2 separate regions of the Homo sapiens genome follow, and region 2 is linked to region 1. The links are chromatin loops, found by intact Hi-C in ENCODE. Cell type or tissue: psoas muscle. All regions are shown on one strand. Each heading gives the region's core, and the rest is flanking DNA. Links, peaks and the distances in the headings are about the cores only.

The links. Hi-C counts contacts between places; a loop is a spot of excess contacts. Peaks named below come from ENCODE experiments on the same cell type or tissue, not always from the same donor. Only the 100,000 strongest peaks of a DNase experiment are listed, where the experiment ranks them.
Region 2: it touches region 1 in a loop (4-fold over the local background); 31 of 110 quality-filtered maps call a loop at or near these places.

What each region holds. Positions count from the first base shown.
Region 1 is chr12:11,577,152-11,585,488 of GRCh38, reverse strand. No RefSeq gene overlaps it. Among named protein-coding and RNA genes, the nearest start is that of LINC01252, 33 kb to the right of the region's middle. RefSeq lists an enhancer at 6,421-6,620. In psoas muscle, for the core only: a CTCF peak has its summit at 4,145 (motif pointing left); no DNase peak of the experiment used is centred there.
Region 2 is chr12:11,887,128-11,895,464 of GRCh38, reverse strand. ETV6 (ETS variant transcription factor 6) reads right to left here. Exons shown (of 8, transcript NM_001987.5): 8 at 88-4,524. The coding sequence ends at 4,419. Among named protein-coding and RNA genes, the nearest start is that of BCL2L14, 180 kb to the left of the region's middle. In psoas muscle, for the core only: a CTCF peak has its summit at 3,297; no DNase peak of the experiment used is centred there.

The DNA.
Region 1 (8,337 bases), core at 137-8,136:
GTTAATCAGGATTGTCTCGATCTCCAGACCTCGTGATCCGCCCGCCTCGGCCTCCCAAAGTGCTGGGATTACAGGCGTGAGCCACCGCGCCCGGCCTCGCCTGGCTAATTTTTGTATTTTTTGGTAGAGACGAGGTTTCACCATGTTGGTCAGGCTGGTCTCAGACTACTGACCTCAACTGATCTGCCTACCTCGGCCTCCCAAAGTGCTAGGATTACAGGCGTGAGCCACGGCATCTGGCCTGTCATTATTTTAAAGAAAGTAATTTCCTTGTCAGTTTGGGCAATGTATATATTTTTGTTGCTTATCTTTCCTTTTCTTTTTTCAAGGTGGATTTCTTCAGTAAATGGCAATTGATTGGTAAGAGGTGTGTTCACGAGGTGGAAGGAGCACTGTGTAAGAAGGAAATTGGGATGTTAGTTCTGATCACCCTCTCTCCCCTCCCTGCCTCTGTCCCCATTGCCCACGTAAGCCTGTGCACTTCACTTTGCAACCTTAAATAAATTGCTTCATCTGCATGTTTCAGTTGCCTCAATTAATAAATAAGAATGATAATATTTCATTGGCTCAAGGATAGGAACTATACAGATAATTTCTTGAGCTTCCTTCTATCTTAAAAAATAGAATTCTGTGATTATAACCACTCCTTTATGCCGCATATGTGCAAGGGATACCAAGCTCAGAGGATTGGTTCCTGCCCTCAAAGAGGCTACAGTCGGGTCTGGGGAAACAGGAACTTACAATTCAACACAAAAGTGCTGTAGAGAAGGCACATGAGATATTCCCAGGGCATATAAAGTATGAATACCCATGTCAGTCCAGGGGAAATTAGGGAACTTCCTCAGGGGAAGTAACATTTCAGCTGAGCCTTGAAGGAGTTTCTATGCCAACAACGAGAATGCGGGTTTCGGGCTGGGAGAACAGCACATGTTTTAAAAAGGAGACATGTTTTGAGAAAGAACTAAAAGTAAGTCCATATTTCTGGGATTTAAAGAAGAAAGTATGGAGCAGTAAAAATTGCAGGCTGGACAGATGGTCAGGTATTACTCAATCCAAATGACAATTAGACACTCACTGGTTGAAGGGCAGTATGCCAGATGCTGGGTTGACTGAAACTGGGGATTATGATCCTGGAGAAAGGTTTGGGAAGGCTTCAAACTAGAGATAGAGCAGGGATAAATGTTATTGCTAGAATTTAGGAAAGACGTAAGAAAGGTCTATTAAACGCAGTGGCTGTGGGGAAGAGAGGTGAGGGGAAAATACAAAGGATATTTAGGAGGTAGAATCAACCCTTAGTTTATTGAATGAGGCATAAAGAGAAGGGAAGAATAAAGGGATCACTTTCAACTCTCTGGCTTGGGAAACTGGGTGCATGATGGAAGCATTCATTCACTGAGACAGGAGGCGCAGGAACAGACACAGGTTGTGGAGAAGCATGACGTTTGGCATTCATGTCTTTTATCTTGCTCTTGTTTTATGGATGCAATGTCATTCTTAATTTCTCTGAAGATGCTAATGTGCTTTTGCTGGTTGTCTGTTTCTTACTCTTGCCTTCTGTAGAACTGTAGTCTCCAAGTTGAGACAAATTTCTGAGTTAATTCTAGACAGATCGGCTCCCTTTTTGGCTGTAGTCTCATCCCTCAGGGGTACTAGGCTGCAGCTTCCTCATCAGCTCTGATCATCATCAGTCATCCCTCTTCATCCATCTCCTGACTTCTAGAACTTTGCTGTAACCTCTATTCCTCCATTAGCTTCCCTTCCATTCTCTTTGTTTGGTTGGGTTGGGTGGGGGGAGTGTTCATACCTTTTCCTTTCTTTACCTTTCCTTTTTTTTTTTTTTTTTTTTGTGAGGTCTATGTTGCTCAGGCTGAACTTGAACTCCTGGGCTCAGGCAATCCTCCTGCCTTGGCCTTCTGAGTAGCTAGGACTACAGGTGCACGCCACTGTGCCTGACATGCTTTTTATTCTTTTACTATGATTTCAATATGGTTTTTGGGAAAAAGATAAACAAATGTGCTTAATCTGCCATCTTAAATCAGAGCCTGTGGATTTGATCTTTGATATGATATATTTAAGGTAGCTATTAATATATGGTATGCCCAGGTAGAGTTTTCTTATGGGAAATTAGCTATATGTATGGATTTGAAATTCAAGAAACAATGGCAATCACAAGTAAAGATCTGCAGTTCCTGGTTTAGAAATTATGGGTGGGGATGCACTTGCCTGGGGAGAGCATGCAGAATGAAAATAGAATAGGAATTAAGCTTGATGCAGGGAACATCAACATGTAAGATGCTTGTTTTTAGATACACTATTCCTCCAGAATTAGGGAGACACATGATAACTCAGAACATTCCCCTTATTGATAAGAAGAACTCAGAGGCTCTTCAAGTTCAGGAAAGTTGCATTTAATACACAATAAAGGTGTAAAAGCAGCAGCAAGATGGCTATGTGTAACAAAGCTGAACAGGGTGAGGATAGGAGTTCCTAAGATGAAAGAGATAATCTAGGGTGTCACCAATTCCAGATGATGCTAATTATTTTGGCTCTGGGCCCATTCTTATAAGTCTGCTGAATTGTGACTCCCATGATCTGCCATTCTATTCTTTTCTTCTGCTGAGAACGTGGCTCTGATTCAAGTACCACTGTTCAGTGACATATGTCTTGATAGTCTCCACACATTCAGTAAATATTGATTGAGGTTTTAAAATATACCAGACACAAGGTGAGATGCTAGGGATATATGAAAGTACATAAAACAACATACCCGCCCTCAAAAAACTCAACTACATGCTCCAACTGAGTGTCATCAACTGCCATTATTCTTACTAGCAAAAATTTTACCATTAGCATTTTTTTTTTTTTTGAGACAGGATCTGGCTGCTGCCCAGGCTGGAGTGCAGTGATGGAATCATAGCTCACCACAACCTTGAACTCCTATGCTCACGTGAGCCTCTCACTGCAGCCTCCCGAGTAGCTAGCTAAGACTACAGGCGCTCATCACCATGCCTGGCTAATTTTAAACATTTTCTTTTAGAGAGGGGGTTTTGCTGTGTTGCCCAGGCTGGTCATGAATCCTGGCCTCCAGCTATTCTCCTGCCTCGACCTCCCAAAGTGCTGGGATTGCAGGCATGAGCCATCGTGCTCAGCTAACATTAGCTTTCAGGGAAAGTTTGGCTACCCTTCGTTCTAATAGGTAGATTTGGAAGCTCTTATTCGGGTGTCCAATGTAGCCATTTTCTGTATCTGGTGAAGCAAAGGGTGAGGATTTTCTTCCTCTATCTCGAAAGTGATAGAAAGTCATCACTCTGACCCAATATAGCACAGTGCATGGGCAGAGTGATTTCTTATCATCTATTAGTTTATTTAGTCTTTCTTCTAACTTTTATTACCTTAAATTATTATTAAGTAGGATTCTAAAAAAGCGCAAGCCACTGCACAATAGCATATTTCAGAGATGGTCAATAAAAGAAAACAAATTTTTTTTAAATAATAATAAAACTTAAGCACAGTCTGCAAACAAGTCATTGGTTAAAAAAAATACAACTAATCAAAGAACGATAGTCTACTCATAAATGCCTTCCTTATAAACACCAACATTCAAAGACAAATAATTTCTTTTAAAACTGGAATTCTAGCTGTGGTGTTTCTAATCTTGAGTTTTTTTTTTTTAACCCTGAGATTTAATAAAAGTCTCCAAAAGCGATGAGAAAAATTTAATTCAGTAGAGAATAAGGATGTAGGTTGTCAAAAGGGTGAGTAGAGAAAATTAATCTAGTAGGATGCTTTATTAATATTACTAAAACTAATTAAAATGACAATAGTAATGATGGGATAAGAAGAGAATATGGCCATTTCAAATGATGACATTTTTCTAGTTTAGGTGAGTTGTCAAAATTCCTTCCTTCCTTCCTTCCTGCCTGCCAGCCTGCCTGCATTCAGTCAACACATATACCCAGCATGTGTCAGGCACTGTGGTAGGTGCTGGGATACAAATTCCTTCTTATGAGATATTCACTGATAGCTAAATAAAATCCCACCAAGGAAAGTTACAGCGCAAAGTCTCCAAGATGAACTTTCGTGTTGCCTTGCAGCCTTGTTTTACTTCAGTTGTCTAGTGCTGCCACCTGCTGGGCATTTTCTTTTTCTTTTCTTTTATAAAATTTTATATCCATAGTTTTTAGGGGTCTATATGGTTTTTGATTACAGGGGTAAGTTCTTTAGTGGTGATTTCTTAGACTTTGGTGCAATGCTTGGTATTTTCCTTCTCAGTGAGTTTAACTACAGGTGTGGACAGAGAACCCAGAATTTATTTTATTTTATTTTATTTTATTTTATTTTATTTTATTTTAGAGACGGTATCACTCTGCTGCCCAGGCTGGAGTGCAATAGCACGATCATAGCTCACTGCAGCCTCAAACTCCTGGGCTCAAGTCATCTTCCCACCTCAGTCTTCCTAGCAGCTGGGACTACAGGTGTGCACTACCTCGCCTGGCTAATTTTTTAATTTTTTTGTAGAGATGGGGTCTTGCCATGTTGCCCAGCCTGGTCTTGAACTCCTGACCTCAAGTGTCCCACATGCCTTGGCCTCAGAGTGCTGAGATTGCAGGTGTGAGCCACTGCACCTGGCCTAGAACCCAGAATTTCTTAGGAAAGGAAGGACGGTGAAGAGGGCATTTCCATGTCTGCATGCTGGACTATCCATTTTTCTTGATGAGTACACATTCTCTCTTCCTCTCCACCTAATTCCATGGTGGTACCAGCCCTAACTTCTCCAGAATTACAGGCTCCTCTCTTGCTGGGTGCTGACTCATCTGCCCAATATGCCTAGGGCAATTGCCTTACTTCTCTCTCTCCCACAGAGTTTTGCTACTGAGCTTGTTTGGAGAAAGTTTTGGCCTTCTTTGGCCTTCTTTGGCTTTCTTCCCATTCTTGTGGGAGTTGGAGATTCTTGCCAAGACACTGGAGGTGTGTGCCCAAGTTGCTTAACATGGGCAGGCAGAGGCCAAAAGCCCTCGCAGCAAGCACTTCCACACAATTTTGAATCTGTTCTCACTTCTGCATGTGGGGGCAGTGTTGTGGGTGTTGGGGGTTTACTACTTCCTCATGGGTGGTCTAGGATCAGGTCCTCTGGGCTTCTTCAAAATGCTGCACAAAGTTGCAGCATTGGGGATTAAGTATGAAGTAGGTCATTTGCTTTGCAGCATTACTTCCTGAAGTGAGTCAAATGCATTCTGAGATGGTTTAATCCCTAAAAAGGAGCTCAATGACACCAAGTTCACCACTTACTCAGTGTCACGCCTCATTCTGCTCTGCTTCAAGCTTTGGTTTCCCAAGAATTGCTAATGTTTTATCCAGAAAAGATTAATCAAGTGTACAATACTTGCTCGGACACAAAATCATAGACATCACCATGTCCCATTGCTTGTCATCACATGAAAAATTATTCTGGATTTAAGTTGATAAGAATAACTCTTGGAATATTGAATACACATTTTAAAAATGAAATGCTTAATTTTATGCTTTTTACCCTCACTCAAATCATGTAATGGAAAATGTACTAAAGTAGGCACACATATTTCTTTATATCTAGTAGGCCCCCGCCCCCAAAACTCTCCTCTTCAGAAACCCCAGCTTATCCTTCCTGACTTTGAAACTTCAAGGGCATATCCTGAGCTCAGGGATTGTGCACTGAACTGGGAGAAGAAGGGTGGAATGGCACAGTATTAAACAAATTAATTGCTGAATTTCTTCTGTGACCTTCTGTTTCTTGACTCATTTTCTTTCTTCCTTTAGCTTGACAAATCATGCCATCAACTCCTTCAGCTCTCTCTCCATTCTCAGGCTCTAATTCGTGTTCTCCTTTCCTCTCTTTCCTAGCTACAATTAGTAGCAGTTATGAACCGTCTTTCACACAGCCTGGAACCCTCCATATCTCTGCACTGTTCTTGGATGTAGCCCAGGGTGGTTAGCCTTATTTCTTTCCTTTATCCCATTTTTTAAGGATGAAGTGATTTCCCTGAAAAAGGTTACTATGGAAATTGGTATAGACCCCAGATACTCCCCACATGTGCTCCATCCAGTAGATTAATGCCTCTCACAATGAAGTTATGATGTCTCATGTGGTCTTGAGGATAAAAGAAGATCTTGAGAAAGGGGAATGGGGAAGCCTAGAGGTAGGGGATAATAAGAAATTAGGGGAAAGGCTGGGCGCGGTGGCTCATACCTGTAATGCCAGCACTTTTGGAGCCCGAGGTGAGCAGATCACTTGAGGTCAGGAGTTTGAGACCAGCTTGGCCAACATGGTGAAACTCAGTTTCTACTAAAAATACAAAAAGTAGCCGGGCGTGGTAGCACACGCCTGTAGTCCCAGCTACTCTGGAGGCTGAGGTGGGAGAATCGCTTGAACCTAGGAGGTGGAGGTTGCAGTGAGCTGAGATCAGCCACTGCATACTCCAGCCTGGGCTACAGAGTGAGACTCTTTCTCGAAAAAAAAAGAAAGAAAGAAAAAGAAATTAGGGTAAAGACAAGAAGATAAGAAGTTCTGGGCATGTGAATGTGCATGGTATGGGGAATAGAAAGAGATGTGGGGTGTGGTTTCGGGGTGGGGACAGAAGAGAATGAAGGAATAGAGAAATTTCCAGGTTAACGGGCATTAGTTGAGAAAAGGGGATCAACTCCCACAACCACAACTGAAAGTGGTCCTTGAAAATTAAGACTCAAAACCTAGCAAGATCAGATCTTAATTCTTGAGTTTATTCCACAATGTGGCTTATTTTAAGAAGCTCCCTTTTTCTTCTCATTTTACTCAATTTCATCACTTTAATCAGAGGTGCAGAGTTAAGAGATGAAAAGAGAGAAGTGAAAGTCTGATTATTCAAAATGAGATTCATTTTTATTTATTTTTTAGAGACAGGTTCTCGCTCTGTCACCCAGTCTGGAGTGCAGTGGTTCAATCATGGCTCACTGCAACCTCAACCTCCTGGGCTCAAGTCATCCTAGTCAGCCTCCTGAGTAGCTGGGACTACAGATGTGCACTCCCATGCTTATCTAATTTTTAATTTTTTGTAGTGACAAGGGTCTTGCTATGTTGCCCAGGCTGGTCCCAAACTCCTGGTCTCAAGCAATCCTCTTACCTCAGCCTCCCAAAGTGTTGGAATTACAGGTGTGAGCCACTGCATCTAACCAATATTAATTTTTAAATAAAAATTTTAGAGAGTTTCTTTTGAAACTTACTGCTAAGCTTACGAGATTTTTTTTCCCTTCTCACATCCACTTTTTTTTTCTTTTCACATTTTTATTTTATTGTTTAAAAAATATTGCATGACTAGATCATACCCTTTTTTTCAAGCCAAACAGTCTTGGAGCATACAAACAAAAAATTACTCATTGCTCCACCTCCTTCCAATACCACATACCAAAGAACTGATGTTAACAGTCCCAGCCCTCATCATCACTGTTCTACTGCCCAGGTGGATTCAGGGGTCCTCTGTGAGGGTTACAGTTGCTTGGGTTGTCTGGAAAGGCAGGTAATAGTTCTTTTTGCTACGGAATGCCACACATGCATGCATCTGAGCTTATTATGCCTCTCTGCAAAGGGTTGCCCTTGGGGGAGGAAGTGATAACACTGGGTCCCACTAGCGGTGGAACCCTTAGCACATCCTTCATTAATCCCCACCTTCCTGCCTGCTGGTCAAGCTTTGATCTTCTTCTGAGCAGGACATGGTTCTTAGGACATCACATATTTCTTTCCGTGGTTTTAGTATAAATATTATGTACTTGGCCCTCTGGGGGACTGGCTTTGGATATTTAAAGTCTGACTTTGGGGATTTAAATAACATGTTTCTCTAAGTCTCTGGCTCTAATAATGGAAAGCAATGACTTTTAAGACCTTTTTCTCTGCTATGGACTTTACAGAATTATTCTCAAGAGCTTCAGGTTAAAGATTTAATTGTTCTCTCTGTATCATCTTTGTATCTGTATTTCTAAAACCCTAACACTCCTTGAATGGTGGGGAAAGAAAAGATAAGTAAGAGGAATTAAGAAAAATCACATAGTTGAATATCAAAATATTAACCCACTATAGGAACAAAAATATTCATTGAACAATGAATTATGTGAGGTGATAAAGAAACTTTTATTAACAAGAATTTCATTGGTAGGAGGGACTTGACTAGATGAAAATCTTTTAATCACCTTGAAGTAAAAACTGAAATACTAGGGGCGTGTTACAACAAATTTGGTCTGCAAACAACTGCACCAAAGACAAAGGGAGGAATCTGTCCGGCAAAGGAGGATGGAGGTTAATGAGTAGAGGAGACTGAGGGAGAGAGAAAG
Region 2 (8,337 bases), core at 67-8,066, 310 kb before region 1:
ATCGGAGCACCTTGTCTGACTCCATTTCATATTATTAAAAACAGAGACTCTGGACTTCATGGTTTTTTTTTTTTTATAAAAAATTTATTGAGATGATGTAATTATAGGCTTTTCTTTAAAAATTATTTGCAACTCACTGGCCCTGAGAAAAGGCATTTTTTTTTGTTTTTTTTTTCTTTTTTGTTACATTCATTTGATTCAGTCCCTTATAAACCCCACACCTCATAAACAAGAGATTAGAAACTAAACAAAAAGGGGGGCGGGGAAGGAAATTCTAGAGTCGTTCTGGTTTGCAGGTGGTTGCGGTCACAAAGAGAAATCATCAAGAATGTTCACTTGGCATGTGTGAAAGATTCAGGGGGTCTGCAGCTGTTTAGTGTTGATGCAGTTGGGTCAAAAGAGTATCAGGTTAGTCTTCTGTGGGTTTTAGGGAGGGATTATGGTGCCTCCCTCCCACCCCACTGGCTTCCTTGTGTCACAGCCTTTATTTCTACTCCGAAGAGGAGCAGGAGAGAGTGAACAGCCTCTAACTAGCACCAAATGCTTGGGCAAAGAAAACTGCCCCTTTTTCTTGGTGTGTTTTCCCAAATCTTTTATCTTCAGTTTCCTGGGTGGGAATGAGCCACACAGGGTGAGCCCAGGCTGGATCCTGAGCCTAATTCCATTCTTGGCATGCTGTCTGCTCCTAGGGCAAGTCACTTCACCTCCCTGACACCCAGGTTTCTTTTTTGCAAAAGGGAGTTCCTATTTCAAAAATGTATTCAGACTTGGAGCCTAGGCAGTGAAAGGTGGGAATGGTGGTTACTTCATCATTTCGGTAAATTGTCACAGCCATTTGAATTTCAGCTAAAGCGACATTCTCATTTGGACAAGAGATCAGTATCAAAAGACATTGGATCAGAGGGTTCCAAACATACTGGTGAAAGGAGAAAATCCATTGGTCTATTATTCCTCTTTTTCTGTGGGGATACCCTCATCTCCCTAAAGGATTTGGAACATTGGTGATGCCACCTTAAGCAAAACCAAGTCGCCCTGGGTCAAGATCTTAGAGTTCATGTTACCTTCAACATAGCCAGTCTAGCCAATTACCAGTGCTTTCTTCTGATAGAGAGGAGACTGCCTGGCTAGCTTGAGATGTAGGAATGAGAACTTCAAGACCCAAGTGAGAATGCACATCCATCACACGGCAGGGCTCCTTTGCATTTTCCTCTCCTGACTTCAGATTTGTCTCCTGACAACACCCCTAGTACTTAGTGTTGAAATGAGTCACGCCGGGTGGATTAGGCAGGTACAATATAAACTCTGAAAGCAGGGATTATGGCTGATTGAGCTTTGGGTCCCTCAGTGTCCAGCAGGTGCTTCATCAAGGTTTGCTAACTGAATCTGAAATCTTTAGGGTCTGCAGGGTGTAAATACTGTATCCAGGTGCTGGCACTACCCGGGTTTTCTCATAAAGAACAAATGAAGAGGACATTTGCAGTTAGGGGAATTACGAAATCCTTATTGGTAGTACAGATTGATATCCCTTATCTGAAATGCTTGGGACCAGAAGTGTTCTGGGTCTCGGATTTTTAAATGTTTTTTTTTGTATCCTGGAATATTTGTGTATGTGTGTGTGTGTGTATATATATATATATATATATATATATATATATATATATATATATATAAAATGAGAGATCTTGGGGATGGACACAAAGTCTAAACACAAAATTCATTTATGGCTCATATATACTTTATACACATAGCCTGAAGGTAATTTTATGATATTTGAAATCATTTTCTATATAAAACAGTTTGTGTACATTGAACCATAAGAAAGCAAATGTGTTTGTTAGGTGTGGAATTTTCCACTCATGGTGTCATAGCGTTCAGGAAGGTTTGGATTTTGGGGCATTTGGGGGTTTTAACTGTTCAGATTAGGGATGCTCAACCTGTATCTGAATGGGAAATAAAGACTATATTGGAATGAGCGCCTTCTATTTCTTCTTCAAGTGGCTGAAGGTATCATCCTAAGTCTAACATATTCTCCTGGGATATTGCTTTAAATATAGAAATGCTTGGGGCAAAAGGGAATTTCCCTCCATAATTCAACTGTTAAGATTCTTTGAACAGTAAGAGACTGAGTTCTTGCACTTGGGTGAAGAGGCCAGACTGAGAGGCTCTAATCCTAGCAACATCATGCCCTGGTCTCTGATTTCATATTCATACAGAGGGATGCAGTAAAAAATCCCTTTCTCTCCATTCTTAAAATCAGTGGCTTTCACAATACATCAGGTATTTGGCTTAATCTCTGCATTTCAGATAGAATACCAGTCATCTTAGAGGCTGAAATAGGGATCACCATGTCCTACTGAATGCTCTCAAAAGACACCTGCAGCGTGCTGAGATCCAGCAGAATCTCATCACCATTCAAGCAGACTGAGACCCACTCGCCTCATATAGAAGGTCCCTGACCTCCCGGAAGGTTGAATGGTGGGGCGCCTGTGACAGTAGGAGTGGGCTGGCTATGCCCGTGTGTCTACCTGTGCTCTGATAAGAGGCAGGGACAGAGCAAGGCTGAAGAGAGCCTTGATCAGCTCCTCAATTCCAGTGTCCTTGAACCATAGTCCATCTGTTTGCACCCTAGGTTGGTGTCCTTGTCAGTAAGGCCGAGGGAAAATTCCTCTTGCCTGTGTGACCCAAACTCTACATGTCTGACTCAACTCAGAAAAAGCTGGGGAGAAGCCCAGGGGTCTGGTAACTTCACCTGGGAGCTGCTGCTGAGGGCACATATGTATCCCGGAGGAGCTGTGAGTTTCTCCCCCAACTGAGTAGAGGAAACAGAGGGGAACAAGGAGGGGGTGCTTTGTAAGGCAGGTGTAATCTGGATTAAAAGAAATTGTACTCCAAATATTGGATTTCTGAGACCTATATTGGAAGAGTCAATTTAGATGGCTAGAAAAGGAAAAAAAAAAAAAATCTAAAACAGCTTTCAAAAATACTAAGAAGTGGCACTACCCTCATTTTACAAGATACCATCGATCTTATTTTGAGGTGAAAAAGAGCCACAAATGGGTCCTTTCTGAGACACAGCTATGAAAGAAAGAAAAAATAATGTATCCGAGGAATTTCCTGTCTGCCCAGGCTGGGCACACACTGATTGCAACTGAGACTGCCCTCTGGGATCCTCCGTCTCCAAAGCTCTGTGTCCAGTGGAGACCAGGAAACTTTAAAAAAGGTTAGGAATTGAAAAAAAAAAAAAAAAAAAAAAATCAGGTGAGGGCATGAAACTGACCACAAGATGGCCTTTGGAATGGAGCAGAGAGGAGCTTTTCTTTCTCACTAGCCTCTGTTACCTGCTTTGGAAAAATAAATCCCCACTGCAGAATATTTTTGCCCAGTTTCTGGACTGCTGGGCCTGTGTGGTCTTTTCATATTTTCCACTTTGCAGCGCTGCGCTCCCAAGCTAATCCCAAGCTGCCGAGGCCTTCCAAATAACTTGGACAGCCTTCCATCCTTATCTTACGCCTTAGACACATGGTTCTCACAGCCATCTCAGGGGCGGCTCTCTGGACTAGCATGTATCTGTCTGCAGCACAGCAGCATCTGTGATGATTTTGGCCTCCCTCAGATGGGTGGCCCAATGCTGGGATGCGGGTTTGATTCTGTGCTGCTGGCCACAAAGCACCCGGGTCACTGATTCTGTTTAGGTGCCAACAATCCCCAAGACTCTCCAAGAGGCTGAACTCTGTCAGAAGGCATCTGAATCTCAACTGCAGGCAGGGCGGGAGGACAGAGGGGACCAAGGGAAGAACAGAGCAAGAGAGAGAAAAAGAGAGCTCTCCTTTTCATTTTATCTTTTTTAAAAGCATTTTTTTTTTTCAGCCAAGACCCAACAGTAACAGGAACAGACCTGATCCACGTGGCAGGAAAAAGAGGAACCTGAACCCCTCTGCAAGTATTCTCTTTCCTGACCAGCTGGGCTTGCCGCACTTTGTGAGATTTGCAAAAAATATATATATAATAGATATATATTTCCATAGGAAAACAACATCAGATGTCTTCCCCTAGATGAACGATGAAGAGTCAAACTGCAGGTTCTTAAAACAAAAACAAAAACAAAAACACCATGATACTAACAACGGTGGAAGGGTGAGGGTGAGGAATTACAGATGGAGAGATTCCAAATCAGAAGGAAACGTGACATGGAGTCCCAGGCTCATGCCCTCCGCCAGAATTCCAGCCCCGCCTGTGCTGGGTAGTTTGTCTAAGGTGCTCCAGGGTCCCTCTTGGTCTGCAAGAGAAGTGTCCCTGCCATTTCTGGGTCGCTTCCTTTTCCACTCTCCTCAGCCCGCCTGCTCCGTCACACTTCCAGCAATCCTGGTGGGCAGGGGTTCCCTGGGCTGCTGGCCCGCTGAGGTGGACTGTTGGTTCCTTCAGCATTCATCTTCTTGGTATATTTGTTCATCCAGCTCCTGGGACTCTAGGTGCTCCAGACGGTCTGTTCGGCCACTCATGATTTCATCTGGGGTTTTCATAAACCTTTGGAAGAAGAAGTGGAGGAGGTAAGAGATTCCATTTTCCTAAAGCTGTCTTCACTCTGAACTCTAGCCTGTATATAAAGAAAGACTCCATCATCTTATACAGCTGGAGAGCTACTGAACCCCGAGATTAATGTTAACTTAGTGCAAATTAGGAAAAGGTACTCCTTTCTCTGACTGTCTAAAAAGTGGTAAAATGCTTATTTAAAAAGACTAGGGCCAGGCATGGTAGCTCATGCATATAATCCTAGTGCTTTGGGAGGCCAAGTTGGGAAGATAACTTGAACCTAGGAGTTTGAGACCAGCTTGGGCAACATAGCGAGACCCCACCTCTACCAAAAAAAAAAAAATCTGGGTACGGTGGTGTGCACCTGTAGTCCTAGCTACTTGGGAGGCTGAGGTGGGAGAATCCCTTAAGCTCAGGAGGTTAAGGCTGCAGTCAGCTATGATCATGCTACTGCACTCTAACTTGGGTGACAAAGTGAAATCCTAATTATTGGAAAAAAAAAAAAAAGTCTAGGCTGTCTGTGACGTAGTGAGCACCCTTTGGGATCACGTGGTGCATTAATGCATGACCACACGAGAAAGCCTTGGTCCAGACCATGTATATATGTTCTTTCTTTTACAGAATTAGATTTTACAGACTCATGAGAGCTGTATATCCACTTCCATTCCAGACTGTGAGCCCAGGAAATGGTATTCAAAACTTACTTAAATTTCAAAGGATATAGTTAAATGTTAAGTGAAAAATGCTGACAATAGGACAACTTAGTGGAGCTTCTGGAAAATTGGAAGGGCAAAAAAAAAAAAAAAAAAATCTTTTACAATGTTATCACTGATTCACCCAAAATGCCAGCAATGAACCCTCTTTAGTCTGTCTACCTTTGCAACTGGGGTGTACAGCAAGCCTCATCTTCCTGTTCAATGGGTTAAACTGGAAGTGACATCAGTGACATGTTTTGACCATAATTTACATGGCTCAGGAAGGCAGCCTGGTTGCAGATGTTCCACCTACACTGTAGGAGCACCCGTTCCAGTCCCCTTCTGTGCCTGCACACCTTTCTCTCCCCATATACTCTGCCCTGCGCCACTATCTTAGAGCTTACATTTTCTCTCATTCCTCCACATGCAAAAGCCTAAAATGACCACTCATCAAGTCAAAGGTGCATCCTTTGCTCTGCTCATCGGGTCTTTCTGCCATCTTTACCTAGGAAGCTCTTATTTTCCACTGTTCATCAGTATGAACCCAATGCAGTCTAGCGGTCTTGGCTCTTGTATAAATCATGGCGCATGCTCTCCCATGTATCTTTAGCTTTTCCCTTATCTGGAGCCCTCCTGACTCTTCTCACGAGTTGAGTCCTACTCATTCTTTGTGTTCTGTCTCCTCATCAAAGAGCTGCTTAATGGCACTAGTCCATGATTTCAACACTTAAACCTCCATCTTCTTCAACACTCAAACATCTTGTAAAGAGTATCTACAATTCAACACCTCACTTGATTACATACTAGGTCTTATACCAAGAAACCTTCATTTTGTGGCAAGTCTGGCTTCTAACATTCATTTCCTCAAAATGGACTAATCTCTCCCTCACTAATAGCACTATTCCTTTCTCTTACTGAAAATCTTTTATTGGAAGCCTATCAATCTTCTGGCTACTACTGCTTTTCCTGCTCATTACTGGCAAACTTCTCCAGCAGTATGATCTGTAGCATCTGCAGTTTTTCTCCTCTTTTATCCCCTAACTAAAATTTCTCCCTCCACATCCGAAGTCAATAAAGAGCCCCTCTAAGCCAACTCCACAGATGTCCTATGCTTGGCCCCCCAAACCACCCCTTTCTTCTTTTGACGACTTTCCCATATTAAGCTTCTGATATTCCACACCAGGCTGTCAATAAGCATTAACTGAAAGGTTTAATATAGAATGATAAAAAATAGAATCCTCTACCTTCTAGGAGCTTATAATCTAGTTGTCGGGGAGAAGGACTTGACACATAAAACTACAGGCTGAGCATCCCTAATCCAAACACTGGAAACACTTCTGGTCCCAAGCATTCCAGATGAGGGATACTCAACCTGTATTCAAAATATAAATCCTGTAGTCGCTCTAGCTACTCCGGAGGCTGAGGCAGGAGGATGGCTTGAGCCCAGAGTTTGAGGCTTCAGTGAGCTATGACCACACCACTGCACTCTAGCCTGGGCAACAGAGTGAGACCCTGTCTCTAGAAAAACAAACAAGTTGGCCAGGCACAGTGGCTCACATCTGTAATTCAAGCACTTTGGGAGGCCAAGGTGGGCAGATCACTTGAAGCCAGGAGTTTGAGACAAGAGTGGCCAACATGGCGAAACCCTGTCTCCACTAAAAATACAAAAATTAGTCAGGTGTGGTGGCAGGCACCTGTAATTCCAGCTACTATTAGCTACGGCATGATAATTATGAGAATTGCTTAAATTCAGGAGGTGGAGGTTCCAGTGAGTCGAGATTGTGCCACTGCACTGTAGCCTGGGTGACAGAACAAGGCTCTGTCTAAAAAAAAAAAAAAAAGAAAAGAAAAGAAAAGAAAAAGCAAATTGTAGTGTAGTTAAGGGCTCCAGGAAACCCAGGTGATGATGGAAGACGACAGCTATGTGTGTTGGAGCAGCTGAAGAAGGCCTCATTCAGGGCAACAGACTTGAGGTTGAGCCTTGAGGGTGTAGGTATTAAAAAGGCAAAAGTTAGTCATATACATTTCTGGCATAGGGAACTGTATTAGTGTTGTAGGGCAGCTGGCAGTTTGTATTATGGTTTCAGGAGGCAGCAGAGTGGACTAGAGACAGAAAGACGTTGTTGAGTGAATCCCGATGTGAATCATGAAGTCCAGACATCAGCTTCCACTGCCAGGGAAGCCTTTACTTTTTTCTAGTCTCCCAGATCTCATGAAACTGCTTGTCACTGAAAGACTCCAACCTGGGAACTTCTGGCAACAGTCCCTTCTGGGAAATGTAGTTCCCAGGCTTCTAGCCCCTGCAACACAGAATAGAGTGGGAATGGTGCTGAAGAGCCAATGGTCCATCTAGCACAATGACTGGGATACAGGAGGAGTCAAAGGGAACTGTAGTTTCAAAGTTGGCTGCTTCAAACAGCAGTGATGCCCCTGATGAGTAAAGAATTCAATAATTCTGGGTGGAATTTCTTTTCTTTTTTTTTTTTTTTTCTTGAGATGGAGTCTCGCTCTGTCACCAGGCTGGAGTGCAGTGGCGCGATCTCAGCTCACTGCAACCTCTGCCTCCCGGGTTCAAGTGATTCTCCTGCCTCAGCCTCCCGAGTAGCTGGGACTACAGGTGCATGCCACTACGCTCAGCTAATTTTTGTACTTTTAGTAGAGATGGGGTTTCACCATGTTGGCCAGGATGGTCTCGATCTCTTGACCTCGTGATCTGCCCACCTCAGCCTCCCAAAGTGCTGGGATTACAGGTGTGAGCCATCATGCCCGGCCTCTGGGTGGAATTTCTAATCCGAGACAAGTGTCTGTTTTGAAGATGTCATGTCTGAAATACTTAAATGTGATATTTAAGGGGACACAGCCTACAGGAAACTCTTGGACATTCAAATTTGGAATTTCAGGGAGATTTTAGAGCTGGATATAGAGATTTAAGAGCCTAACCACTGAGGTGATAAATGAAGTTGTGTGTCGGGATCAGTTCATCCACGAAAAAGGTATAGAGTGGGAAGAAAGGGAGCCAAGGACTGCGTTTAGGTTGAAGGATGAAGAAAAGCCATACGGTAGAGCCAGAGAATGGAGGGTTCTTTTTTTATTCCTTCTATTCTGTTTCCCT